Linked DNA regions of Mus musculus: all the other regions are linked to region 4. The links are chromatin loops, found by intact Hi-C in ENCODE. Cell type or tissue: heart. All regions are shown on one strand.

Region 1 (4,000 bases), 55 kb after region 4:
AGCTTAAAGGAGAAAAGCTTTATTGTGGATCTCAGTTTGAGGTACAGTTTAATATGATGGTGAAGTCAAGGCAGCAGGAACTTGAGTCAGCTGCTTCCATTGCATCCAGTGATTGCCCTCTGAGGCTCAGTCCTCTTTCTCCGTTTAGCTAGGATCCCAGCTAGGGGATGGTGCCACCTATAGTAGTCTTCCCACCTTGATTTCTATAACCAAGATGATCCGACACAGGCATGTCCTGATGAGTCTAGATTCTGTGACACTGACAGCACTCTTCATCACATCTGCCTACTGCTAATCTGTTTTCTGTCTCCGAACTTAAATTTCAACATGTTCGACATTCTGAGAACCCTAGAATCAATAGGATCTTGTAGTAGATATTCTTTTGTGTGGTTTCTTGCATTAGCATGTTTTCCAATTCATCCAGGTAGCCATATATTTGGTTGTTATTGCTTTGCTTGGTTGTTATTTCCCTTTACTTTGTGGGGTAGATACTGGGGATAGGTCTAAGGCAGTGGTTCCCAACCTTCCTAATGCTGCAACCCTTTACTATAGTTCCTCATGTTGTGGTGACCCCAACCATAAAATTATTTTCATTGCTACTTCATAACTGTAATTTTGCTATTGTTAATAATGTAAATACCGATTTTCTGATGGTCTTAAGTGATCCTTGTGAAGGGTCTTCTGACCTCCCAAAGGGGCCATGACCCACAGGTTGAGAACTGTACCCTAAGGCCTTTCCATGCTATATAGCTGAGCCCTATGCCCATCTGTGCTTCATCCCTTGATAACGGCTATATGCAATTTCACTATGTGCATCTGTTGTATTATGTTTTTCTGTTGACACTTGAGTTGCTTCTATCTTTTAGCTACTGGGAACAATATCACTCTTTTTTATGTTTTATTTTTCCTATGTAAATTGTTAAGAGTTGCTAAGTAAAGTGGTACCTAATGGTCATTACTTGGGAAGCTAACAGCTTAGAGCTATACTACTTGACAACCTAGGGCTGGTCTTGTTTGTTGGTGTGATGCCACTTTAGCTTTTGCTATATACAGCCATTTCATGTGTACCCTATGTCATCTACACTTTTCATTAAATGGTACCCCTTAGGTTTTTATTTGCTTTGTTCATGAGCGCATGCATGGGCACACACGCAAACACACACACATATACAAAAAAATGTGCTGTCAATTAGAGGGAGTTTTGTGAAATTCTAGAAAATGGGGTATTTATCCTTTTTTAAAGACTTTTACCATTTTCTACATAGTTCTTGGTCATATCGTTTGCCTTATATTGACCTCTGATTTCTTTTTTTTTTTTTTTTTAAACTAGTTAAAAGATGGCACTAGGGACAGCTGGGAAAGTGTACCACTTCCAGAAGTCCATCCTAGTTCTATTCCTGGATTAAGAGGGCTGCTGGCCGGGCGTGGTGGCACACGCCTTTAATCCCAGCACTTGGGAGGCAAAGGCAGGCGGATTTCTGAGTTTGAGGCCAGCCTGGTCTACAAAGTGAGTTCCAGGACAGCCAGGGCTACACAGAGAAACCCTGTCTCAAAAAACCAAAAAAAAAAAAAAAAAAAAAAAAGGCTGCTGAATCATTCTCTCTTGTCTCCTGTCTGTTTCTTTCAAATCTCTATTTTAACCAATGCCCGGGTTCCAGAACAATTCCTCTTCTTATTTTGCTTCTACTGCTTTAACCCTCATTTTGCTGTTTGTTACAATAACAATAAAAATTCCATGACATTGGCAGATGCATTGCATAATGTTTTATGCACTTACCAGCCTCCAAGATCGTCTTCATCTTCATCATCACCCTTTTATTGCTGAAAACAAACACAATCACATGGTCTGAGAAGTCGGATCCCTCTGGAATTTAGCACATGGATCTTTCCTAGCTTCTCATGAAAGACTCTAAGAAAGAGGTTTTCCTGGGAAGAGAGCTTACTCCACTCTTTGTGTTATGTGAGACAAGGTGTCACTGTTCACTCCAGGCATGTCTGAACCTTGTTGTCCTTCTCACTCCACCTCTGTGCAGTATGACCCCACGCTAGATTCGCACTAACTTTTGAGTGGAACATTTCCACATGTTTTCTCTTCAGTCTGTTACAGTGGCTCTGATTTGGCTTATGTAGGAAAAGAATTCTAAAACATTCAAGTTAAAGGCTGTTACAGAAGTTGTAAAATGCCTATCAGTGGAATTTATACTGTACTAATAATAAAGAAGACACTGATTTGAAGAGAGCTTCTATTGAATATATCTGTAGAATTTGACATGGTTTTGAATTTCTGTCTAGTGATAAAAATGAACAAGCTGTTCCCCTTGCCTTCCTTTTGAAAGATTATCAAATAATTAATCTCATATGGAAAAAATATATCCACAAAATACACAAAGTTGTTGAACAGATAAAAAGCAAGAGAAAGTATTTTTTAATTTTTTAAAACATTGTTAATGTTTTTTAGATTTATTTACTTTAGTTTTTATATGTATGTTTATTTTATATGTGTTTTGCCTGTATATATGTATATGTATCACACATGTACCTGGTGCCCTCCAAGGTCAGAAGAGGGCATCAGATCTTTCTGGACTGGAGTCGTGGATGTTTGCAAGCCATCGTGTGAGTGCTGGGAACTGAACTGGGGTACTCTTCAAGAGTAGCAAGTGTTCCTAACCACTGAGCCATTTCTCCACCTCCAGAGATTCTTTCTTAAGTTGTTACAGGCATTAGTAAATATTTCTGATGGATCTAAGTAGTATGCAATGTAGATTGGGTTTCTGAATTCTTTTCTCTATATATGTATTAATAAGAACACAACATAATCATAGAAAACAACCAATGTTTATTACTATTGAACTTCATATTGCTATGATAAAACGGCTAAAAAAATCATCCTAAACAGGGAAACATTTATTTTGGCTCATGGTTTCAGAGGTTTGAGTGTGCAGAGTCTTGGCTCTCTGTCCCTGGGCCTGTGGTAAGGTAGAGCAGCATTGCAGGGAGTATGTGGTACAGCAGTGCTCTTCATCCCATGCACTCCCAGAAAAAAAAGGGGCACAATAAACAGGGGCAATAATAGAACTTCAGTGACCTGCTTGTACAGCTAGCCCACCTACTAAACTAATAAGCTTTCAACACCTAAGCCTGTGGGTGCCATTACAAATCCAAAGTATAATAAATTCCAACAAAAATCATTTTCATATATTGAGCTATTAATTTTCTGTTACAGATCTGTCAAGAGTTTAACAGTACCTGGGCATGGGAGATGGAGAAGAAAGGCTATCTTGAAATGAGTGTTGAATGCAAACTAGCACTCTTAAAGGTAATGCATGTATTATTTGTTGCAGTAGTTTTAATTTAAAAGTTTACTCTGATGCCTAAATTACAAAGTAAAGAAAACCATGGGTCAACAAGATAATTCATTGGGTAAAAGTATTTGCCACTAAGTCTGACAACCTGAGTTTGGGTTCTTAGGATCTCCATGGTAGAAAGAAAAATGAGTCTGCAGAATTGTCCTCTGACTTCATATGTGTGCTATGGCATGCAAGTGCCCCCACGAAATGAGCAAATATAGGTAATAAAAACTTTTTGAAGTAAAAGAAGACTGATTATGGATATCCACACCTGTAATCTGAGCACCTGGGAGGCTGACTCAGGAAGGCCCTGAATTTGAGGCCTCCTGGGCTGTTTCCTATAGCCCAACAAAAAGCAGTGAGGAAAGGGCAGACATTCTATTACTAGAAGACAATAGGTGCTTTCATTTTTTTTTTTTTTCCTTGCTTTTCAGTGATAAAAAGTCTGTTCAGGGCTGAGGAATGGTTTTGCAGGTAGAGTCCTTGCCTGACAGACATAGGGAACAGATGTCAGATTTCCAGAACCTATACAAAGTCAGGTGGTGTGAGTCTGCCTATAATCCCAGCCCTTGGAAGGCAAGCTGGATAGGTACTCCAGGCAAACAAAGCCTTGCGCTCTGGGGTCAGTGAGGGACCTGCCCTACATTAATCAC
Region 2 (4,000 bases), 69 kb after region 4:
TACATATAGGGGCTGTAAGCATTAACATCTGGTAAAGTTGGAAAGTTAGTCTGCCCTAAACTAAGTTTCTAATCTTTTCTACCAACATAATGCAATACAACCAACTTAAGTTTATCCCCTCCCCCCAACCCCCACTAGTTTACAAATGAATGAGACTCAGGCTATGGTTATTTTATTAGGCTTTGACAATTACTGGGGGATAACATCTAATCTACTTTTCTAACTGCTGTCCCGGCTATCTCCCCAGCGGTGTACCCCAGATTCTTACTGGCCTTGTGCTCCTGGTCCATCTCCCCTCATGGCCGCGTCCTCCTCTTCTCTGTCCTCTCTCTTCTCCACCCCAGTCCAGTAACTCAAAACCCACCTCTGATCCTCCAATAACTGGCTGTAGCCAGTTTTACTTAACCAATAGTTTTAAATCAAGCAACAAGGTTTGCACAACAAAAGCTTGTAAGTGTGAGAATTCCCTTGGAGGGTTAGACCTGCTGAACACAATTTAGCATTCAAATACAAAGCAACCGACCAAACCTCCACATTTATTGAAAGTATCATCCTACAGAAAAGCAGCAACTCCTTTTGCTGGATTGGGTCAAAAGTCTTAGGAGTGCTTCCCCTCATTTGTTCTTGCTCTACATATAGTCTGTCAGCAAAACCAGTCAGCTTTCCATGCAAAATTAATCTAGAATTTTACCACGTTTTCATCCCCTTCCTATCTACAATAGTCTCCAGCTACTGTCTTTGTTTTTATGAAAATACATACAAACTTAGAACTTAGTTTGGGCATGATAGTACACATCTATAATTCAGGAGACTGAGGCAGTAAGATCTCTAGTTCCGAATAATCTCTCTCTCTGTCTTTCTCTGTCTGTCTCTGTCTCTTTCTCTCTTTCTCTCTTTCTCTCTCTCTCTCTCTCTCTCTCTCTCTCTCTCTCTCTCTCTCTCTCTCTCTCCCCACACACACACACACCCCAACCCACCCCACCCCAGGGTTGTTTACTATACCTACAAATATTATAGTCAGCATGACAAACCAACTCTCAACAGATTTCCCTCTACCCACGTTTTTGTTTTTGATAGATCTAGTTACTTTTATTTTTATGTGTATAAGTGTGGTTTGTTTGTTTTATTCTTTTGTCTTCCACACATGTGTACATAGGCACACATATACACTTATATGCATATAACAAACATACATCATGCTAACATACATATACAAAAGGATTGTAATAATATGTGAAACATATTCTAGGCTAAGAGAACAGAAGCACTGTCATTTTGTCCTAAAGAATATGGTATTTTGGAGGGGAATTGCTGATATTATAGATTGAAGGAAGAATGGTTTGAAGAAGAAAAAGGGAGGAAGGGAAACATATCCAGATTCTTGTTAGAGTCTATAGTCTACTCTTAAAGTTCCAGTTGTTAGGGGTGGAGAGATGGCTCAGTGGTTAAGGACACTCATTGCTCTTGCAGAGAGGACCTGGGTTGAATTCCCCTAAGCATCAGCAAGGTGGCTCACAAACAAGTGTAATTCCAATTCCAGTGGATATAACGCCCTCTTCTGCCCTCCATGGGCAAATAAATACATGTAGGCAAAAACACTCATTATTTATATTTATATATACACACACAGAGAATATCTTATTTCTAACTAGTTTAAATTTAATATACTTAACTTTTTCTAGCGGAATAAATCAATAAATAAATTAGCTCAAACTATGAAATATCTAGATTTATATAGTTTTCTGTTTTTATACTCTTATAAGTGTGAATTATGCTTGTTTTTAGAAACGTTAGGTTAAAAGCCTTTTAGGGAGTTTTCTTAATACTATTTTATTCCCGTTTATAGCTTTGATACATAGCATAAACAATCTAGATGGATCTTTTCAGTAATAACATTTAGTGAGCTGGGCAGTGGTGGCGCACACCTTTAATCCCAGCACTTGGGAGGCAGAGGCAGGAAGATTTCTGAGTTTGAGAACAGCCAGGGCTACATAGAGAAACCCTGTCTCAAAAAAAGAAAAAAAAAAAAAAAAAAGAACATTTAGTGAATAACTTGTACAATATACGTCTCAGAATCCAGTATAACTCTAGAAAATACCACATGGGTAGGTAGAGGCATGTGTTCCATACAGAACTGTGTAATAAGAAAAAGCGGTAATTAAGTGTCCACACACTTTTGTTAGAGGACAAACTAATGTAATGAGAAGGAAATAACATCTTTGTGAAAAATAAATTATTTACAAATAGTTGAATCTTCTATTTTTCTGTAAAGTTGATACATTACCATATCAGACTCTGAAAGAGCACCTAATCTGAAATTTTAATAAACAGTTAAATTTTATACTTTCGCTTGGTGGTGGTTGGCACATGTCTTTAATCTCAGAACTGTGGAGACAGAGTTTGAGGCCAACTTGGTCTACAGAGCTAGTTCTAGGACAGCCAAGGCAATAAAGTTCATATTAAATTTATACATATTATGTGCATTCCCATACTTGATAAGTAGTTACCATTTTAACATTAGTTGATTTCCACTAGTGACAATTTTTCTTTCCCAGGGAGATCAATTTGATATTTGGTCTTTTATTTCTTGTATTGTATAAAATCTAAAATAGAAAATAATATAAAAGTATTAACAACATGTTGCTTCAAATGGAAAAGTCCACCTTGATCTGGCATGAACTGGTACTGACAGAAAACACAGGCATTCAACATAGAGTGTATTCAGCATCCCAAGGAGGGACAGACACTGTCCTGGTGCCCTCTACCGAGGAGGCCTCTTCTTCACACGCCTGCATCGCCCAGCATAGTGACGCCCACACAGAGGAGAGAGAGCACAGCGGCTGTGCAGCCCGTGTGTCCCAGGACAGGTGCATGCCCACCTGCTTTACTCAGTGCGTTTCGTTCTTGTTGTGGGACTTAATATTGTTGAGTCAGAAAGGCCCACAGACACCTGTGAGGAAAAGGAATACAAGAAAGAAGAAATATTTATGTTTAGTGGCACAGAAGGTTAGGTTATAAGAGAAGCTGGACATTGGTACAGCACCTTTCCAAACACTGTGGTTTTGGGATGACAGTATGTCCAGCAGGGGACAAGTATGATCTGTCAAAGGTCTCTGCTGATCCATGACGGAGAGGAGTTAGTTAAAAGCAGAAAAGTGATGCAGAAAGCTCAAAACGAAGGTATGGAAAGCAGGATCCATCCCTTCCAGTCCCCTCCTGCCACTCCGAGCGGTGCTTCTCAGGAACTAAGGAAGGACCTGTCCTCGCTACGGGAGAGCTGGAGGGAATGGTGAACATTGACAGGCTGATTGCAGAAACGGAAGGAAAGACCAAGAGTTAACTTCTGAAGACTTTAAATGATTACAGATCTGATCATGGGTGTAGGAGTTCTTGATGAATTGTCCCTGCCTTGCTGATGAGAATATCACCAGGCCAAGTCAGCCCTGCTGGCATGTGCATAGAGGTGAAGCCAGCAGTGATGGCCAGAGTTCATGGCCTTACTGCTGTGCGAGCCTACTCTTAAGCTAACAGAAGTGCAAAGATCAATAAAGACATCTTTTCTCATTTTTTTTAAACAAATATTTTCCTAAACAGTAGTTCATGCTCATGGTAAACCGAACTGGGTGATGACTACAACGTTTTATATTCACTGACAATGATTCTGCTTACTTATTCCAGGTGAAATTCCCTACAAAATCTCAATTCAATCCATGTCCTCTACTCTAAAGTAACTTCACTGTTTCATCCCCAGCTTAGGAAAATACACTTTCTCTTACCACATTAATAGCAACTAACAGATTCATGGGTGTGGAAAGTTTCCAAAAGGGGTTTCTTAAACTCAGAGCATGGCGACCCACGCCTATAATTCTAATACTTTAGAGATAGAAGCAGGAAGGTCGCAAGTTCAGGGTCATCCTGGGCTTCACAGTGTTTGAGGCCAACCTGAATCCACGAGACCCTGTCTCTAAGACTTAAATGAATGGGAGGAGCCTGAGTGTAG
Region 3 (4,000 bases), 99 kb before region 4:
ATGTACCGTTTGCTAATTATTTTCTTTGACACGTTGTGTGCTCTGTTTCCTTCTCTTTCTCAGGAAAATGTACTTTTTAAAAGTTAGATGAAAAATCCTCCTGCGGAAAGTTGGTCCTTTTGAACCACATTCCTTTATCCAGCACTTTGGTTGCTCTGTAACAAGCCATTTAGGTATCTGTCTTTGCAAGCCCCTTGAGGTGCATGAAGAGTCAGGCCTGCCCCCACCCCCAGGGACCTTCAACCACCAGGCTCCACCCACAGAACACCCAACAGCCAGCCCCAACTCTAGAGTTAAAATAATTTTTTTTAAATAAAAAAAGCTCGAGTTTTGAAGTCCCCCCAATCCTCACCCTGGAAAGCTCCCCACACACCACCCCAGGAATCCTATATAAACCCTGTTTCTCCTCAGTCCTCTGCTGTTTTTTTTTTTTCAAGCATTGGCAGTCAGCCTTCTGGGATTTTCCCTGCCAACAAATCTCGTGTGAGGTTTGTTGTGCAATGTGACTTTGTGGTATTCCTTGACTCCTAACTGCCAGGACACCTTTCCATCTGAGCTGTAACACAGTCTTCCTACGTATAGTATAGGATAAAGATAATCTATGTGTTTTTGGGTCCTCTGTACCTACCAACTTCCTGTTCCCTCCTCTAAATGTCCCATGTTTTGGTTAAAAAAGTAAAGAACAGGTGAGTTGTAAAACTCAAGAGCACCACATATCTCAGATGCAGGGTGTTCTTGTTTCTGTATTGTTTCATTACACTGTAAGCATGTTTTTGTTAGGTAGGGATTATCAGTATGCTTGTCGTGGAGGTCACTTGTTCAAGTACCAGAGTCTTAAAGGAGTGTTGTGTTAGAATCTGACTCCCCTATTTCTGCCTTCACTATTCACTTTAATATGGGTTAAATAATAACAGCAATTCCATTCTTATTCCTTCCTTCATTATTGATCTTAACAAGGGTTAAATAATAACAGGAACTCTATTCTACTCATTGTTCATGTTCTAGACTTATTTCCAGGGTCTTGATATTTGTACTTGCATTTTTTAGGCAAAATGAGATTTATCTTTCTATTATGTAGACTGTTTTCCAAAGAAAGACTACAAAGACCTTCTGAGAAGCAGACTTAACTTGAAAAACAAGGTTTTCTGAAACCTACCAACTACAATGAAGTTAAAAACCTGTAATTGAGTTTATGCTAAATGCTAATCATAATAAAGTTCCCTTTTTATTAAGCTTTGCTTGCTTGCCAAAGTCATAAAGAACCTTTGTAAGACTTTGAGGACACCTCATCCTTCTACTGTGGGTGTGTGTGTGTGGGTGTGTCTGTAATGGTAACATTTTTGCCTTTCTATATCTCAGTGTTGGCTCCTGGTTTTTGACACCACAACACGTGGCTTCATCCTCAGTCTCAAGATTCTTTTTCACTGTTTCCCAGCTGTCAGAGGAAGCATTAGTCTCTTCACCAGAGATTCGTGGAACACACTGACAGTCCTGATAGAGACTTGGCTCCGGGTGGACCACCAGCATTCTTAAATCTTCAGACTTGCAGAGTAGTACCATTCAGAAAAATGATCTTAAACCTTTCATTGATTCAACAGGAAGATTCTTGGCTTTCTTTTCTTTATCTTTCCGTTTTTCTTCTTCTTCTTTCTTATTGATGGATAACTTCTAAATTACTGTAACAAAGTAAAACGAACTTCGGGGAGGAGCTGGAACTATGGCAACACTCACCCTAAGATTCTAGCAGGGCACCTCCAGGATACAGCTCCGGGTTTTGCCTCCAGCTCCCACCAGCCCCGCCTTTTACTCCACCCATCTTCCAGGATGCACTCTAATTTCCGTCTCCCAGCAGTAGCGGCAGCCAATCGACTCACTGGGCAGTGGAGCTTCAGGAAGAGGCCTCTCTATCCAGCAACCCCACTGCTTTGTGGGATTGCAGCGAAATCGGTGCTGTAGAAAGGTTTCTCTCCACGTTCTCAGCAAGTACAGAAGCCGAGAAGGTCCGGTGCAGCCATGGCGGCGCACCTGAAAAAGCGGGTGTATGAGGAGTTCACTAAAGTGGTTCAGGTAAGCGCTGGCAGAAAAAGCCATGGACCAGTCTGCGCGGGAGGGTTGTCCGCACCCAGGCTGTTCTCCAGATCAGCGCCTAAGCTTGTGTGTAGCCGGCTTAGGTTTAGGTTCCTAGGCTGCGCGTCAGGCAGGGGGCGTGTTAGGTCGAGGCCGCTGTTCTCATGTGTACTCTGACTTTGGGGTTTGTTGTTGTTGTTGTATTTAAAGTTCTGGGACTAGAATTCGGGGTCTTAAGCATGCTAACTTATCACTCTATCCCAAAGTCACACTCCCAGCTCACTTGATAAAGACAAAACAAAATCATTGGGACAACGTGCTGTATAGTTTTAAAAACTGTCAGGTATCTTATTTTAATGTCTCACAGCTCGGTTGTGCCAGATCGGTTATATTTGCATTCTCCTGTCCTCAGTTGGTGGCAGAACTCCTCTTAACTCGTGTACCTCTAACTTTCAGAGACAAGTTGAGCTGTATGCAAAACCCCAAGCTGACTAAAGGTCTGTAGAATTCAAGGCTCAGACCAAGCAGGCAAGAGTCACAGGACGGCAAACCTATCATCCTCTCTCTTTTAAACATAGGTGGACCAAGAGAGCCCCTGTCAGAACTGTCAGTGTGCTCCACAGTGTCTCTGTAGAAGCGATGTATTCTGCTTCTTAAATTTCCATATGTACACAGATACATACAAAATATACGCGTCTTGAGGAATACTTAAATTTTTTATCTTTTTTGTAGTAGGGGAGATTGAGTGTAGGGCCTTATGCATGCTGAGGCATGTGGTCTACCACCGAGCTGTTACAGATCTCGCTCTTTTAGGGAGTTTGTTATGATGCAGATTATGTTCAATAGGTTGGTGGTGTGAGGCAAGATCTGCATTTTGACCAGGCCCGGGGGTTTATGCCAGTGGATCCCCAGCAGTCTTAGATATTTAGGCAGAGTGGTCTCATTAAGGAAAAAAAAAAATTTTTTTTTTCTTTGAGACAGGGTCTCACTATGTAGAGCAGGCTGATCATGAACAGGAAGGAATCAGCCTGCCTTTTCTTCCCAAGTGCAGGGATTAAAGGCTTGCATCACCATGCCTGATGGAAAATGACTCTTAAACCTTCCATTCATTCATTAATTCAACAGGAAAAAATTAAAGTATTTTCAAATACTTGAGTGATTTCTGTGTACCATGTGTGGTAGGAAGTCGTTGTCTATCAGAACCCCTGCTTTTGGGGAGTACATAGTCTAACTGGAGAGCCAGGGCAGTGTCTCTGTTATCGTCACAGAGAGAACTACACTGGCGAGTCGGTATTCTTCCATTCTCCTTAGCATTTTCTCCTTTTCCTAAAGCCCAGCTCTAACTTTCAGTGATCTCATACTGCCGTCTTCTCATGTTTGTTTATCGGCTATTGGTAAATTGGCTTTCTCTTTATTCGTCTTTCTTACAAAAGCTTACATTTTTTGTTCTTTATATTATATGCATGAGTGTTCTGTCTGCATGAATGTCAGTGTATCACGTGTGCAGTGCCAGAAGAGGGCATCAGATCCCCTAGAACGGAAATTACAGCCAGTTGTGAGTTACCAGGTGGGTGCTAGGAGTTGAACCTGGGGCCTGTGCAAGAGCAAGAATTCACTCTTAGCCCCTGAGTCATCTCTGCAGGTCCAGCTCTTTTTTTTTTTTTCTTTTTTAAAACCAAAACAAAAACCAAGGTCTCAGCTGGGGTGGCCCACCTCAGAGGGGTGGGGATGGGGGATTGGCACATGCCTTTAATCCCATCATTAGGGGGCAGAGGAAGGTGGATTTCTGTGAGTTTGAGGCACGCTCCAGAGCAGCAAGGACTACACAGAGAAACCTTGTCTTGGGGAAAAACAAAACAAAACAAAACAAATAAGACAAGGTCTCATACAGTCCAGGTGCAGTGTCGCTAAGGTTGAATTTTAAACCTCCTGC
Region 4 (4,000 bases):
TGAACTATCCATGCTGTAGATATTATTATTCACTTTACTAAAGTTCAAAGTAACAAAGAAACTTCGGAAGGTTATAAAGTAATTAGGGATAGGACTCAAGTCTGGTTCAACTCAAACTTACTTCCTGCTCCTAAGCATACAGTATACTGCTTCCTAAGCTGCAGGTTCTATTTATTTTCCATTGTTGATGACTTTCCCCATTCTGGGATTCTTTCTGAGAGAATGCTACAACCAACTCTGGAATGGAGTAGAACTCTGCTTCCTAACAAGCTTACTGCTGTGCAGCGAACTCCCAGCTTTCTAAGTAGAATCCTAGCTCACCCTCTAGACCTTGGCCAACTTAGAGCCTGAGCTGAGCCCAGAGTCTTCTTAGCATCTTAGTTCCCGAGTAGAGAGTGGTTCCTCAGATTTGGTCACCCAGCAGAGGCAATTCCTCATTAGTGATCCACAGAGTACCTTAGGCCCTGGTCCACCGGTTCCATCTGGCAAGGAAGCTCTTTAAACAGGACAGTAAAACAACTCAAAACAGCTTCAGGAAGTCCCTGAAACTAACCAGATTCATTAGGTCTCTCTCTGTCAGAGCAAACAGTAAAAGGTGATCGTCTCTCTCAAACTAAAGGAAGTTGAGCTGAAAAAAAAAAAAAAAAAGCCTCTCAGACAAGCTGCACTGCAAAGAAGACTCTGAGATGGGACCAGCTGCCTGGGAGGAGCAGAAGCCAGCTGAGCTGCCTGGAAGAGGTTCAGACCAGAGTCACTTGGAAAGGACATGCCAACGCAGTGAGCTGCCTGCAGGCTGTGCAGTTTTTATAATCTGTCACCCATGCTGGGGTGGGCCCTGGGGTCGCAGCTGTCTCTGAGTCATTCCTGCTCCTGTAAGTGACCCCTTATCCATGCTCCTGTTAAAATAAAACGCATTGGTTCGCCAAGTTGGACTTTGGTGTTATCTGTACTTCGGTCTGTCGGTGGGAGCTCTGTCTGGGGTGAGATGTGTTTACCGTCCCCCCAGGAAAAGTTTGGTCACACAACACTCAGGAGAGGGCAACACCCCTCAGCAAACTTTCTGAGACTTCTCTCCAGGGTCCCGCGCCAAGCCACAACCGCACCTTTCCTTCTCCTAACCTCTCTCCTCCCTGCCATTCTCTTTTGCTGCATCTTGGTGTCTCTCTTCAACTCCCTCTCTGTCTCTCTCTCTTGGTCGTCTCCGTTCCCAGATCCCGCAGAAAACTCACGCAGCGCTTCTGTTCGCGGTTGTTCCTCCAGTCGGATCCGTGCTTCACCTTTCCCTGCAGCTAGCCGAGGGACTCTGAGCCACAGCGGTTCAGCCACCAGGCCTGGAATTCGCCTTCAGCCGGCCCACACCCGAAGCTCCGCCCCCTCCCCCCATTGGCTATCGTTCTTAGAAAGTCCCGCCCCCAACCTCTCCGCCCCGCTTCCCTTGTTTTCATTCCCCCTGTCACACGAGGCAGTAGCGACCCCGAAGTGGGAGGGAAGAAGTCGGAGCCTTGAAGTCGTAGAGGGAAGGGGACGGGAAGAGGGCGGAAAGTGAAGGGCCCAGAGTGCCTCTCTGTCCCCGATCTAACTCAGTTCTCGACTGCTCCGGGCCGGCGTGGTATTGTGGGATCGCGGCGCCTGGCGCGAGACGCTCGCCGCCGCAGGGGCGTCCACTCGAGAGCGCCTCCTGTCGTCCGTAAAGCTACCCTGCCATCCCTCGGTCCCCCCAACTCCTCCCGCCCCCCCATCCCCTCCTCCTCCATCCTCCAGTTCAAAATGGCGGCGGCGGCGGCGGCGGCGGCGGCGGCAGCGGCAGCGGCGATGGCTCCTCCGGGCTGCCCGGGTTCGTGCCCCAACTTCGCCGTAGTCTGCTCCTTCTTGGAACGCTACGGGCCGCTGCTGGACCTGCCCGAGTTGCCGTTCCCAGAGCTGGAGCGGGTGCTGCAGGCGCCGCCGCCAGACATCGGCAACGGAGAAGGTAAGCGATCGGCCCGAAAGCCCGGCGGGAAGCGGCCCTGGCGCGCTTTAGCTCTCCATAGATACCCTGGGGCTCTGCGGCCGTCCCTCGCCAGGGATTGGCCTCCGCGGAGTCCCTACTCCTCGTAGCCCGGGGGTTCCTGGGTGCTGGGGAGGCGGGGCGGAGGCCCCCTAGGGCCACCGTGCCCCGCGGGGACGGAGGTGGGGGCGTCGCGGACCGGGTGTGGGCTAGGGCCCAGGAGGGGGTATTGTGCCGGCCTGACGCTCTGGGGCCGGGTCCCCCGCGCCGGTGTTGCCTCCAGTTCTTACCCCTTTAGGTGGCGGGGGAAGGGGAGCGCAGGTTCCGGCCAGCTTTGCGCTTTTCTCTTCCCCTCCTCCCACCAATCCGCCCCACCGTCTCCCGGGAGGCTGGGCCCATCTTCTCTCGGCGCCCCCTCTGCTCACTCCACCTGAGTGGGCGGGGGCCCGCGGACACTCCGCTCTCCCGGTGGTGGGAACTCCCCCGAGAGAGTCGGCTCCTGCCTTTTCCCGTCCCCTGGAGGGCTGGTCTAGCCCCCCAAACTCCTTCCTCCTTGGGAGATCTGAGTCTATGACCAGAGAGGGGGCTTCCCCCCTATTCTCGCGTAGGAAGGGGAAATGAACTCGGCCCAGCTTCTCCGCTCTGGGTAGGAGAGGGTTAATATCTCCTCCTCCATAGTTTTTCTCCTCACCACCTCCCCCAAAATAATAGAAAAGCATCTCTCCACTTTTCTCTATCCCTTCCCCCTATCTCAGCTACAGGGCTTAAGGGAAGAAGTCACTCTTCCATTTGCTGGCTGGGGTGGGGTGGTTAGTCTGTAGGCTGGAGGAGGGGCTCAGATGGCTGGGGAAACAGTTGAAGAAGGTGCTTGTTGCTCATGTTTCTCTCTGGTGCCGCTGGTCTATTATTGGTGTTCGCAAGTGGTGCTCCTTCCACATAAGGCCACCGCGCGGGTTCAGGGCGCATGCTCTGCCCGGCCCCATTGAAACTTCCTGCTGCTGCTGCTGGTCGTGGTTCTTTTGCTGGAGCATCTCAGCGCTGTGTTTGCTGCTTGCAGTCTTTACACGCTGAGCGCTAACCCTCTCCCCTATTAGTCCCGATCCATTCCGCTCCTTTTCTGGTACTTTATTTCCCTAGGAGAAGCCTAATTTGTGTACTCCGAACATTGCCTTTGTTTAGCGACAGCCCTTGGCAAAAGAAGAAACGTTTCCCAAATAGGTCTTCTTTTCTTCTTTTTCTTTTGATCTGTGCGTAGATGACCAGGGTGGACTGGGTATTGTACAAGGCATGATAGCTGTGACCTTTCTAAGAAAGCAGAGTTGCTTTTTTGTTCTGTATAGAAAATACGTTTCCGATATGATGTATTTACATAGCTAAGGAAAGACCCAAGTGTGAACTTATTCAAAGTATTACCTGTAGAGAAAATGTGTGATATACAATGTTATTAAGTATTAATCCTACAGCAGTTATTGGTACAATGGTCGTATACTTTCTTTCCACTTTCTCTTTTGAGACTGGCCTGGAATTCTGTATACCATGCTGGCTTGGAACTCTTAGGAATCCTCCTGCCTCTGCCTGCCTCGTGCTAGGATTAAAGGCATTTGTCACTACGCCAGGCTCTGCATCTCTTTACTGGTTCACAGTTCTTAGACTGTATCTGGCTATAAAAATCTAGTTTTTTAAACTATGAAATCAGAGTTAAATTACTTTAGGTTAAGATTTTTTGCAGACTTTCTTTAAACATTAAGCTTCTAGTGTATTAATTTCATTATCAAAATATATTCACATTCTTTTTGAAGAAAGTAGTCACTGTGAAGTGTAGTAGTACCCTCACTTAATTTTAGGATACTTTAAAATTAATAGTAATTTATTCGTCAGAAAATGTGAGTACTTGAGGGGAAATGTTTTTAGAATTTGGACCAAGTTAAGAGCCAGACATAGATTTTTTGGTGTGCCATTTGATTTTGAATATTGGATAAGCTTTCATTCCCTTAATTTTTAATCATTGTGTTT
Region 5 (4,000 bases), 120 kb after region 4:
TCTTCACTTAGCACCTTGTATAAAATGTCTTGCCATTGGGCTATTACAATGTAAATGATTCTGAAGACTAAGACAAATTGATGAGAAACTACTATACTGGTTCTTGCCAGTTTTCTCTGACATACATGGGGGCTCCTTTTCTGAACCAAGCACTGTTTGTTTCACCAAATAAATGTCTTAGGGAATGTCTCAGATTAACCATTTCTCCAATCAGACTCATAGGCTACTCTTTTTAAGTACTGGGGATTCAACCCAAGCTAATCCAGCAAGAACTCTATCTGCTACCCTTGGAACCTACCTTGAAAACCTCTTTCTGAAATCTACCACTTAGAAAGCACACCTACTCAACGTTTTAAACTGGAAATTTAGAAACGATATTTAACCTCTCTTCTTTGTCTATTCTTGTCTTCATCGTCACAAATTCTTCCTCTCAATCTATATCCACATGACGAGGATTTTAACCTTCAGAGAGTTCTAGAATCTTTTCTCATCCCCTCCCTTACTCCACTCCCACCTTCTCATTCCTGTTCAGGGGACCTGCCTCCTAGTCTCACTAACAACAAACTAAATTTTAAAACGTAACACTTGGAACTGACTGGAGACATGGGTCAGCTTGTGAGACTGCCTAATGCCTTTGCAGATAGGGTCACTGCGCCCAGGCAGGGTGGCTCACACCTGACTGTATGTAGGTAGGTATATACATATATGTGAGGAAAAAAATCTTTAGATTCCTCTGTTGAAAAGAATCCAAAGGGAAAAAAGGAGGAAGAAGAGAAAGAAAGATAAAACTGCTATCACATCCTCCATGTATGTTATCCAACCTAAACAGCCTTAGCCCCATAGATATTACAATTCTACAGCCAAAAAAAGTGGAGTCTAGAGGTCAACTGACTGAATTCCATCCACCAACTCTAGCTTGTGAGTTTAATGCCTCAGGTCCCATCTGTTAAAGTGGGTAATAGAAAATGTGTTCATATTGTGTATCATAAAGAAAAAAATTAATTGAGCAAGTGTGGTGATGGGTGCTCATAGTAGTACCAGTAAACTGGAGTTCGGTGCAAATCGATTATGTATTGGAAGCCAGCCTGGGATACTTAAAGAAGCCCTGTCTCAAAAACCACGAAGGAATCCATGAAGAAATATAAGAGGTAAAGTCCGTATGCTGTGTGGTCTATAGGTCTCTGTTATGGGTTTCTATTCACCAAACCTGTAGGTTTTCACTGCTCTTATTCACTGGGACCTAGCGAACAGGGAAGGCAAGGGTTCCTAACCAGTGGCCTACCTTTCCCTCGGGCAGTCTTTTGACTGTCTTGCTGCGCACTGTCCATCATTAATGTAACCTTTTCGTGCTCGTGGCATGACTCGTGGGGATGGGGCGCTCGATCTCTCCGGCGACGTGGGGACTAAGAGGTCTGGTAAATGGCTGTGTGAACCCAAGGAGAACAGGCCTGACGAGGCGGAAGCAGGGTAGACTCGTGCACCCAGCCGGGAGACTTGGGATCTCCAGATGCGTGTGGATTTTATTTCTGTGAGTCCTCCTTCGGCGAGGGACTCCTGGGGCCTGGGTCCCTTCCCGCTTTTTGTTGGGAAAGGCTTGGTATTCCTTATACATCCTCTCTCGGGGTTTGCTCCTATGACCTTCAAAGAGAACCACATAGAAAACACTCGATTATTCTAAGCATCCTTAGAGGAGCGGGAAAGGGGAACCGATGCCACGTGACAAAAGCCAGCCGGCTCGCTGCGGACCTCTGAGTTGCCTAGAACATCCCGTCTCTATGGTCAACCGCATGCTAAGGCCCTCGCTGAGAAAGTTGTTCTTCCGGGCTACGACTACTGCTTCCGGGGCAGCTCCGTGCGAGCCGCGATTGCGGTACTCGCCTCTCTCGGTTCGCGTGGAGCGATGCTTTCCCCGGCAATGAGCTTCCTCAAAAGCTTCCCGCCGCCTGGGTCGGCCGACGGGCTCCGGCTGCAGCAGCCAGACACCGAGGCTGTGCTGAACGGGAAGGGGCTCGGCACCGGCACGCTTTACATCGCGGAGAGGTAAGGTTGGGGGGCGCCGACCAGCCGGCCGGCGCTATTGTGCGGGCAGGGTGGGATTGTCCCCTCCCGAGCTCGGCTGGTTCTGTCCCCTAGCCCGCGTTTCTCCCTAACGACCTGTGCGAACCGGCCTGTCTCCTGCAAGCCTGGCGCGTGGTCACGTTGAGTTTTGAGTCTGCAGAGCCTCGGTTAGTTTTTCCGTGGGCCTAGCTTTCGGAATGGTCGTGTCAACTAGACGATTTCCCTGCGTGGAATATGTAGCTCAGATTGTGACGGGTTACGACGTTTGGTTAATGAGCTGGGATGTTCTGCTTCAAGTGTGTGTGTTTGTGGGGGCTGGGGGGAAGGACCATCTTCAGGCCCACGCAGGGCGGAGTCACAACCAGCCGAACCCGACTCCTGGATGTGCAGGTCCTGGAAGGAATTCTTCTATTTCACTACCTGCAGGATTCAGTACTTTCACAATAACATAGACATGCCACTAAAATACACACTACATACACGCTCATACCCTCCTACCCCCACCCCATACCTTCCTGTTCACCCGCCCTCCCTCCCCATTTCTTTCCTTTCCCTTCCTCCCTCCTTTCCCCCCTCTTTCTTTCATTCTTTCTTTCTCTTCTCATTCTTTCCTGTCTTTCAGAGTCTCTGGTTTACCTTTTGCTATATTCTATTTGTTGGCCACAAAGGAAATCCTCTGCTTTTAAGAGCTCGAGTTATAACATTGCTCCTGCCTAGAAAATCCAGGCTATCTCGTTTATTTCACCATCAGTAGATTAGTAATCTTAATTACATTCAAAGTCCCTTCTTTCATGGCACTGGAAAACAAATCTCTTGGGGACCAAGATTATGCCTACTACAGAGCCCAGGGTATAAACGTGTAAAGAGCTATTTGTTCAGAGAACAGTGTGGATAGTGGGACTGGGTGTTTAGACACCGACTAGAAATACAAATGTGGGTGGGTGCGCAGTTTGGTTGGTATATGTGTTTGGAGTAGCCATGAGGGAGAAAGAAAAGGGATGGGAGGGAAGAAGTTGTGAGATTCATTCATTCATTCATTCATTCTGTAAGTTCTGTTACTCTAGAGAACCCTGACTAATACACATGGGCAAATAAAATGGATCTTGTCAAAGTTAGGAATATATCTGTGTTCCACCACTCCACATGCAGAAGAAATTGTGGAGATCACCAAAGATCTTACTGCTTATACCCAGCAGATGTTTTCCAGTTTACAGTCTATTTCTTCCATTCCTTCTCTCTCCTAAGTCTTCTTTCAAAAGACTTGAAGACTCTTGAAGCATGTGTCTCTCTAAGGTACTTTCCCTGGCCTCTCTTCTGGGCTATATAGCTGACTACAATGGGTATGTAAACACCTACTTATTGATTCCAAATCTGCCTTGTGTTGCAGGATGTTTGATCACACTGTAAACAATGAGATTGTATACTAGATAAAAACCTTTTTCTAGGTGTGGTGTGGCACAGCCTTTAGTCCACATCTTTATTGCCTCTGGCTGGAATACAGACAAGGCCTTAGTACACACCTTGAATCCCAAATAGTGAAGGTAAAGTTAGTTTGTGGAAGGAAGCACCATGTTTGAAAGTGATGTCTAGTTGAGTGGCAGAAAAAATGATCAAATCCGAGAAAGATTTGACCAAATAGGATACGCCCAACCTTCGGGAGAAAAGAGGAAAGGAAAGCTACTGGAGAGAGCAGTTCAGAGAGAGGAAGGAGGCGGTTTTACTGGGACAGTTGTACCGAGACAGGTTAGAGAAAAAGAAGGAGCCAGAAGATCAGGACAGATTGCTAGAGTTACCTTGATGTCAAGCAGAACAATTCAGTCAGAAGCTGAGAGAAACCCGATTGAGTCAGTCAGCTTGGAGAGGAGTTTGCACCAGAACAGCTGAGTTAAACCAGCCAGTTAGAGCTTTGAGAGAACAGGAAAGGGTGAGTTTATTCAGCAGT
Region 6 (4,000 bases), 62 kb after region 4:
GGGAAACCTCGTCTAACTTCTTGGTGTAAATAGCTGCTTTGACATGAACTCTTACCTGGTTTTTCCCCATCTTTATTTTTAGTATATTTTTATTAGTGATTACTAATTCATTATTAACATTCATTTGATTAAGAAAGTTCAACTTTTTTCCATTCTCTAAAGATAAGTATGAGTTGAATGAATTCATGGGGTGTTATTAGCAGATATAATGCCTGCTTCTCTTTTGCTGTTGTTTTGGTTTGTATTGGTTTTGGTTTTTCAAGACAGGCTGTCCTAGAACTGGCTTTGTAGTCCAGGCTTGCCTGGAACTCACAGAGATCCTGTTCTCTGCCTCCTGAGTACTGGGATTGGACTGAGCCAACAGTGCCTGGCATGGTTCTCTTTTTACCTAAGTTTCTAAATGGAGATAAGCAACCTACTCCTGTAATAGCATTTTCTCCCTCTTGTTCTTTGTGAATGCAGGGCTTTCTTCATGATGTTCTACTGCCAAGTGTACTGTTGCAAATGAAAATATTTTCTCCTGCTTTGTAGATCAAGAAAATGTAACAGAGAAATTATGTTTACCATTGCTGATGCTTACCTTCTTAAAACAGTTTTCACATGCACACTGTTAAATATGTCATGATGTGAGCTGTTGGTTTGTTTTTTTTTTAACCACATATAGAAACGTTACTTCTTTATCTTTAAATTTTTTCTGTGTTTCATTTAACTTTTGCATATGTCTCTGTTGGTATGCATATGTGTTTGCATGTGTGTGAGCACACTGTGTACACGTGTGTTGGCTGGAAGCTGACATTGGGAGTCTTCCTCAGCTACCTTCCACCTTCTTCATTGAAGCAAGGTCTCTCATTTGAAATCAGAGCTCTCTTAATATGGCTAGCCAGCTTGCTTTAGGGATCCCTGTCTCCTCTGCCTCCTGCGTGCTGGGATTTCAGGTGCACTGCTATGCCCGCTAGACATTTATGTGGTTTCTGGTTCTGCTCTGGTCCTCACATTTTCCTGGCAAGCACTTTACCCACTGAGCCATCTTCCCAGCCTTATATTAAGGTAGTGATACTGCCCCTATGGGAGATTATGCTAAGACCATATTGCATGCTCAGTAAACATTTGCTCTTTTCTGCCTACTTTTTTAAAAAAAAATAGAACATGTCACATTAAACAAATTTAAATGTGTGTGTGCATGTCACATGCATGTGACACAGCTGACATGTAGAAGTCATAGGATAATTTTGGGGAACTGGTTCTCTCTTTCCACCTTTATGTAGATTTGAGGGATTGAACTTGGGTCCTCGGTGGGGCTGTGCTGTTTAGAGCCCTGTGCTCTCCATTTACAACTTGGCTTTATAAACTTCTAATTCTAAACACTGAAATTTTGTATCTTAAAAAAAAATATTTATCAACAGATGGTTAAAATTCCCACAGTGTTTCTCACCCCCTTTCAGCCATCACTGGCTTTATTTCTAGTTGCTCTGGCTTCAAAAAACAAGAAGAAGCTGCTATGATTGTAGCAGCTCCCAGAGGGTTTCCTTATGTACATAAAACCTTGAGTTCAGCCTTCAGTTTGACATACACAGTCCTGGGGCTAGGTTATTCCCATAACCCTAGGTGGAAGCTGAAAGAGCACACATTCCAGGCTATCCTTGCCTACACAGTGACTTTAAAGCCAGCCTAGGCTGTGTGAGACCTTGTCTCAAAAAGAAAATGAAAAATCAAACAGAACCAAAACAACAGATTCTAAAACTAAACAGATGCCCTTCACAGGTGCCAATGTCTATTTCTGATGAACATTAAATAATAAATGATGTGTCTACAGTCAGTGTTTAGAACCCAATGCTCATAAAAATGTCTAAGTGGTTTTTCCATGGTAGCAATAGGGCTTTATTTAGTGAAATAGCAGGTTGTTTTTAGCCTTTATGAATATTTTTTTGTTTTTGTTTTTTGTTTTTTTGTTTTCTTTTTGGTGGTGGTGGTTGCTGTTTTTTGGAGACTGTCTCTCACTGTATATTCCTGGCTAGTCTTGAACTCGGAGACTGTCTGCCTCTGCCTCCTGATGAGATTAAAAGGCATGTACTACCAGGCCCTGTTTGTGTTACTCTTAATTGGTATACACAGTAATTCTGACCACATAATGCAGAAATGTTTGAGACCATGCAGAAACATTTGAGTTCACTGACTGATACCCGCTAACCTAGTTTTTAAACATGTGGTGGACACGTGTTCAGTTTATATTGTATACAGACTTGTACAGTAAGAAGTTGAAGGTATGAGGGTGGTGAGTAGCTTAGCTAGCATTCCTGGATGGATCTCAGGCTCCTGTGAAGTCCCTTGCTTTGTAAAGTCCTAGTTGTATAGTGTATGTTTTCTGGGTAACATTAGCTTTCTTCAGATTTCTTACCGGGAGTATTCATACTTACTATGAGATGCTTGGGACATGGTGTTTTAGCTAGCTTGTAACTGAATAAACTACTACTACTGGTAAATGTTGTGAACTGACTTGCCCGCTAAGTCTTTCTTTTTGTGAATGTTAAATATCAAAAGTGTATTTTGGCTTCCTCAAGAATATCACTTCAGCTACATGGTAGCACATGCTTTTAATCCCAGCAGAGACAGGCAGCTCTTTGTGAGTTTGAAGCCTGCCTCATTTACATAGTGAAAGTACAAGGAGATCCAGGCTTTGTAGAAAGTCCCTATCTCAAGACAGACAAGAGAAATGACTTGATTCAGGGATACACTTAATTAGTGGAGTGCTTGCCTAACAAGTGGAGGACATGGATTTGATACCCAGCACATTCTCCCTAAAAATGGTATTACTAGGTTGGGGGTGGGGATGTAGTTTAGAGAGGGTACTTGCATAGTATGTATAAAGCCTGCATTTTGATCACCACTAACAATACATACTTATCTCATGGTATGTATACTTAATATCCTTTTGGTTCACAAAATAATGTGAGGTATAATCTCACTTGATCCTGATGAGGTCATACTGAGAATATAGTTAAATTCTGATCCCAAACATGAAAAGAAAAATATTTAGTACAATGAATTCCTTATGGGAGGAACACTAATTGAATAGGAATAGAGTTGATATAGAATAATTTAAGGAGATGTCTATTTTTAGACATATAAAGAATTAATTTGGGGAAGATATGTGGATGTGTGTTGGGATTAAAAGGGCTGAGATATACATTATAGTGCAGAATTGAGTCCCAAAGAAACAAGGTCATTTACTTTTATATTATACAGAAATGGTTGTTTTCTGCTAGATGCTGTCACGGTGTTTTCTTATTAAACCTAGTTTATGTAAAGTAAGTTTTAAAAGTGGGATTAATCTTCATAGAAACTCTGGTGATGAGGAAAAGCAAATAATCCAAGCAGAAGTCTGGCTTTTTGCTTTCTAGGCTACACTTGGGGCTTTTTGTTTGTTTGTTTGTTTTTCTTTAACTAGAGAATGTAACTTTTTACTAAGAAAATTAATAGGCAAGTTTCCTTTACTTGAAACAGCTTCTGTAGAGAACTCCTTTGGTGGTGGTTTTAGTAACAAGATCCTTCCCCTCAGTGAGGCCGCAGTTTGGAACATGTTTCTGCATCATCGTGACCAGGTGCTTATATAATAAAAATTATCTAGGCTTCAGAATTATGGGTTTTTTAAACTAATAGTAGTTTAATAATAAGTGAGCCTTGTTATTGACCAGTAAGTTTAGGGGCATAACTGGACATTGACGATTCAAAATGCCAAAATTACAAAGTGCAATAATTTTCTAATACTGAAAATCTACCACTAGTTACAGTGTGTATTTATTAGCTACTGACAGCATCAATGTATTACCACAGTTTTACAACTTCTCTTAGGCTGGACATGACTGGATGGCGTTAAGTAAGGATGCTATCAGAGCCTGGAGGCTCAGAATCCCTAGAGCAAACAGGCTAGCTATAGGAGCCCTCTCAGTGAGCTTTGGGTATAATTGAGAGACTCTGCCTTAATTTGTACAGTGGGAACCAA
Region 7 (4,000 bases), 160 kb before region 4:
GATCTTGAGTTTAAAGCCAGTTTGGGCTACACAACCTATTCTGTCTCAAAAAAAAAAAAAAAAAACAAAAAAACAAAAAAAAAAAAACAAATCAAAGGATCCAGGAGCTCACAAATGAAGCTCAGCCAATAGACAACGTTCTTCCAAACGCTCTCAGGCTTCTGGCCCTTGAGCCACCCCTGGACCTTCTTCCTTTTGAGCTAGGATGTTACAGGGCCAGGCTCCTGTTCTGGCTTCCACATGACTCTGCCCTGCACTGACAGTCTTGCAGTGTGAGGACCCCATTCCTGCCTTCTGAAATATTTCCCATGCTTCTTCAGTCAGTTTTGTATCTCTGCTGTCCACAAATGACCATAAATCTGGCGTCTCAGAGGAACACAGACTTATTTGTTATATTACAGTCTTAGAGGTCCAAGTTCAAGAATGGATCTCACTGGCCTATCAGGGGGGGATGCAGGCCTTTCTGGCTGGAGGAGGGGATGCATTTACAGCTTCTAGAAGCTTCTGTGTTCCTTCATCAGAAGTGCCTTCTCTTCCTGTCACAGCCTTGCTCCCTCCTCCTTGTTGCCTTCTTTCTTTCCCCTGTTCTGACTTTCTTACCTGCTTCCACTGAGCACATCTGGATAGTCCCAGATGCTGTGTCAGTGTCTGCTGATTAGCCATTGTGTTTCCTTCTGCATCCTTAAGTCCCCTTTGGCATGTAGGCCGTCATAGTCCCAGGGGTTAGAGGACAGAATCTTTAAGGTCATTATTATGCCTGCTGTACTCTTGCCTCTTAGAATTCTGATTTCACAGCCTTTCATATTTACTTAATTGAAGCTTTGAGTTGAAGTCCAGCAAATAAGGGAGGGCAGAAGTTGGCTTTGGTGGAACAGGACGAGGAAGGCTGTGTGGGTCATTTTACATTAGCCCTAGGTCACCTCCAGAGAATGAGGAGATGTCACAAAGTCTGTCCAGAGAACCACCTGCTGAGTAAAGTCCAAAACCTTGTTCTGGCCTCACTGGCCGTCCTGACCTCATTTTCTGCTAGCAGTGAACTAACCTGACCTCACCCCGGTGTCAAGTCCTGGCCTAAGTGGAGGGACATGTGCCCACAAACGTGTATGTGCACGTGTGTGTGTGTGTGTGTGTATGTGTGTGTGTGTGTGTGTATGAGGTCTGCTTGTGTGCACATGAGATGTGTTTTTAGACTCATAGTCATCTGCTTGTTCACTGATGGCAGCTGGTAGGAGAAAAATCCTCCCATCTTTCCAAAACCACTCATGGTTGGGACCCCTGGAAGCCCAGAGGCAGAGGCCACCAGGGAAGGACAGACAGACAGCACACTAACAAATGTGCTGTTTCAGTAGAAATGGTTGAACACAAAGGCACAGGCAGATGGAGATAAAAAGTGCTTACCTTAGCTTTGCAGTTTGGAGAAGTTTCCGGAAGGATTAATCACTTGGTGGAATTAGCAATACAGAAGAAGTTGGGGATAATCTTTTTTTTTTTATTAAAGATTTTATATATGTGAATATACTGTCTTCAGACACACCAGGAGAGGGCATTAGATCTCATTACAGATGGGTTTTGAGCCACCATGTGGTTGCTGGGATTTGAACTCAAGACCTCTGGAAGAGCAGTCAGTGCTCTTAACCGCTGAGCCATCTCTCCAGGCCGGGAATAATCTTAAATTCAGAATGTTAAGGAAGAATCAGCTGCTTCCTTTCTTCCTCTCTCCTTTTCTCTTTTCCTTCCCTCCATATAATGTACGTATCCACACATACATAGGCACAGACACAATACTATACTACATATTCTCTCTCTCCCCCTCTCTCTTTATCTATCTATCTATCATCTATCTACACACACAGACACACACAGACACACACAGACACACACAGACACACACACACATATATATATACCATACCATGAGCTATATACATGGCATAGTATGGCATAGTACAAAAGATCTATTATAATTTTTCTGATTTCTTCTAGCTTTACATTATCTCCGAGTATATAAATATTCAGTAAATGAAAACTTACATATGGCCAGGCCTACTGTTTAAACTAATCTGGACCAAACGCCTGTGTCCCGGGAGGACACTGCAAGGAGAGAGCCGGCCGCTCTGATTTCTGCCAGCAGAGGGCGCTGCCGGACAGCTCTGTGGGGCTCCGCGGAGACTATGCCTCCAAGACACACCACCCGTAAGACAAGAGGCAGTAGGAAGGAAAACGGCTAAAATCCATCTCCTGACCTCAGAGGGAAAACTGAACTCCCTGAGAGAATTTTTCAAAGCTCTCCTGGCTTGCCCTATGTAACCAGGGAGTAGAAGCTGTCCCCTCACCTAACACCAGGAGAACCTTTAAGGAAACCACCTTCCCATATTCTGTGGGGTCTGGAATCTGGCTGACATCTGAAAAGCTGGCCTCATTCTGGGAACTGTGCCTCTCCAACTGGTGACCACCTTTTGGCATTTAAAGCTGAAATGCCACCCCTTCCAGGGATCCCCTCTCCTGACACCCCGAAGTTGTCCCTCCACTGTGGTTCTACACTAAGTATTTTGAGATGCTGTCCCAATATAAATTCGCAGTTGATTCTGAGATTGTTAAAGACAAGGATGGTGGGTTTTGGCATGTTTAATCTTTTTCATAGGAACACACGCACACGCGCACGCGCGCGCGCGCACACACACACACACACACACACACACCACTAAATGAATAAATTTTTAAAAAATCAGAATCATTTATAATCCAATTCTTCTTTTTAGTACTATAAAAGGACCAAGAGTTTCTCCCTTGCCTGCTCAGCCAATCCTACTTCCATTGACAATGCTAAGAAAGCGATCTGATTCCTCTTTGTGCACTCATGCACACACACACACACACACACACACACACACACACAAACACACACACAAACACACACACTCACTCACACACTTCCGTAATTTATTCCGTGTGTCTTCATCTCAGTTTCCATTTTCACTTAATCTTGAACATCTTTTGTATAAGTGTGCATGCTAAGTTGTAATTTGGTGACAGTATGCATGTGTGTATATAAACGTGTGTGTGTGTGTGTGTGTGTGTGTGTGTGTGTGTGTGTGTGTTGGCTGCATCTAAATATCATACATACAGTGATCCCTGAGGAGAAGTTGGGCCTAAGCTGGGCCTCGGGGCCCATGCCTACAACCACAGCACTGATGAGGCAGAGCAGGGGACAGGAACTTTCAGGGACCTTGGGCTACATGGAGAACTCCCTTCCTCAGTAAAGCAAACTAACTCTCTTCTGGGTGGATTAAGCAATAATCTCCCATCCTTCCCTCTCACAAGTCTTGGTTATCAATAATCTACTCCGTGTTTCTGTCGACACCTCAATTCCATTTAATGCATGAATATTATTCATAATAGGAGACATCATTGGTTTAGCCATTCTCTGATAATAGATATTATATTAAGGACACATGTACAAAGGTATGTGGGTGTACATGTGAACACACACATGCACACACACACACACACACACACACACACACACACACACACACACCCTTGGGTAAAACAAACAGTGCTATAACACTGTTGCCCACATGGGACTCCCGGGGATGGTTTGATAGAAGAAAGTCTTAGAAATGGGCAGCAGAGCCAAGTGAGCAACCCTATCCTTAACATGAAGATGCCTGACCCCATCTCAGATCCTCTGGTTTAACAGGGATGTCTGGGAGTGGAGGCGTTTATCCTACACCGTGGGAAGCATGGTTATGCTGGCCTGCCATACTGCTGGGCTCCCTGCTTGGAATCCTGAGCCTGCCCATATGGAGAAAGTCTGCTCCCCACGGCCATTGTGTATCTGATGAGTCATCCACCCAGTGTGACAGGGCGTGGGGTGGCAAAGCCTTGCAGGCAAGCTTCATGGAATGTGTGTTTCCAAATCCTAGGAGCCCAGGCTGCTTACATGGCTGACCATGGGCTAGCGCCCAGTTCTGTGATCTGTTAGCACTTCCTTGGAAGA

The links. A loop is a pair of places that touch in the nucleus more often than their neighbours do. Peaks named below come from ENCODE experiments on the same cell type or tissue, not always from the same donor. Only the 100,000 strongest peaks of a DNase experiment are listed, where the experiment ranks them.
Region 1: it touches region 4 in a loop (1.8-fold over the local background); 7 of 42 quality-filtered maps call a loop at or near these places.
Region 2: a loop joins it to region 4, with 2.1 times the contacts of the local background. A loop is called at or near these places in 8 of 42 quality-filtered maps.
Region 3: it touches region 4 in a loop (10-fold over the local background); 17 of 42 quality-filtered maps call a loop at or near these places.
Region 5: it touches region 4 in a loop (2.7-fold over the local background); 10 of 42 quality-filtered maps call a loop at or near these places.
Region 6: it touches region 4 in a loop (2.1-fold over the local background); 10 of 42 quality-filtered maps call a loop at or near these places.
Region 7: it touches region 4 in a loop (10-fold over the local background); 16 of 42 quality-filtered maps call a loop at or near these places.

What each region holds. Positions count from the first base shown.
Region 1 is chr7:97,633,154-97,637,153 of GRCm38, forward strand. Rsf1 (remodeling and spacing factor 1) reads left to right here. Exons shown (of 16, transcript NM_001081267.2): 3 at 3,224-3,316. Rsf1os1 (remodeling and spacing factor 1, opposite strand 1) reads right to left here. Exons shown (of 3, transcript NR_126461.1): 2 at 1,778-1,821. Among named protein-coding and RNA genes, the nearest start is that of Rsf1os1, 10 kb to the right of the region's middle. In heart, no CTCF peak of the experiment used is centred here; no DNase peak of the experiment used is centred here.
Region 2 is chr7:97,647,449-97,651,448 of GRCm38, forward strand. The region is part of intron 4 of Rsf1 (remodeling and spacing factor 1); the gene reads left to right. It overlaps Rsf1os2 (remodeling and spacing factor 1, opposite strand 2), which reads right to left. Exons shown (of 3, transcript NR_154552.1): 3 at 2,562-2,950. Among named protein-coding and RNA genes, the nearest start is that of Rsf1os1, 4.3 kb to the left of the region's middle. In heart, a CTCF peak has its summit at 1,560 (motif pointing left); no DNase peak of the experiment used is centred here.
Region 3 is chr7:97,479,084-97,483,083 of GRCm38, forward strand. Ints4 (integrator complex subunit 4) reads left to right here and starts at 1,873. Exons shown (of 23, transcript NM_027256.2): 1 at 1,873-2,067. The coding sequence starts at 2,014. In heart, a CTCF peak has its summit at 2,156; a DNase peak (open chromatin) is centred at 1,868; H3K4me3 peaks cover 1,839 bases; H3K27ac peaks cover 1,093 bases.
Region 4 is chr7:97,578,137-97,582,136 of GRCm38, forward strand. Aamdc (adipogenesis associated Mth938 domain containing) reads right to left here and starts at 1,361. Exons shown (of 5, transcript NM_001177945.1): 1 at 1,230-1,361. It overlaps Rsf1 (remodeling and spacing factor 1), which reads left to right and starts at 1,760. Exons shown (of 16, transcript NM_001081267.2): 1 at 1,760-1,969. The coding sequence starts at 1,768. In heart, CTCF peaks have their summits at 1,643, 1,844 and 2,934; DNase peaks (open chromatin) are centred at 1,505, 2,075, 2,365, 2,925 and 1 weaker place; H3K4me3 peaks cover 3,380 bases; H3K27ac peaks cover 3,127 bases.
Region 5 is chr7:97,694,830-97,698,829 of GRCm38, forward strand. It overlaps Clns1a (chloride channel, nucleotide-sensitive, 1A), which reads left to right and starts at 1,828. Exons shown (of 7, transcript NM_023671.2): 1 at 1,828-2,040. The coding sequence starts at 1,901. It overlaps Rsf1os2 (remodeling and spacing factor 1, opposite strand 2), which reads right to left and starts at 1,638. Exons shown (of 3, transcript NR_154552.1): 1 at 1,283-1,638. In heart, no CTCF peak of the experiment used is centred here; a DNase peak (open chromatin) is centred at 1,812; H3K4me3 peaks cover 2,119 bases; H3K27ac peaks cover 1,951 bases.
Region 6 is chr7:97,640,068-97,644,067 of GRCm38, forward strand. All of the region lies in intron 4 of Rsf1 (remodeling and spacing factor 1), which reads left to right. All of the region lies in intron 1 of Rsf1os1 (remodeling and spacing factor 1, opposite strand 1), which reads right to left. Among named protein-coding and RNA genes, the nearest start is that of Rsf1os1, 3.0 kb to the right of the region's middle. In heart, no CTCF peak of the experiment used is centred here; no DNase peak of the experiment used is centred here.
Region 7 is chr7:97,422,901-97,426,900 of GRCm38, forward strand. No RefSeq gene overlaps it. Among named protein-coding and RNA genes, the nearest start is that of Gm32945, 6.2 kb to the left of the region's middle. In heart, a CTCF peak has its summit at 2,126 (motif pointing right); a DNase peak (open chromatin) is centred at 2,131.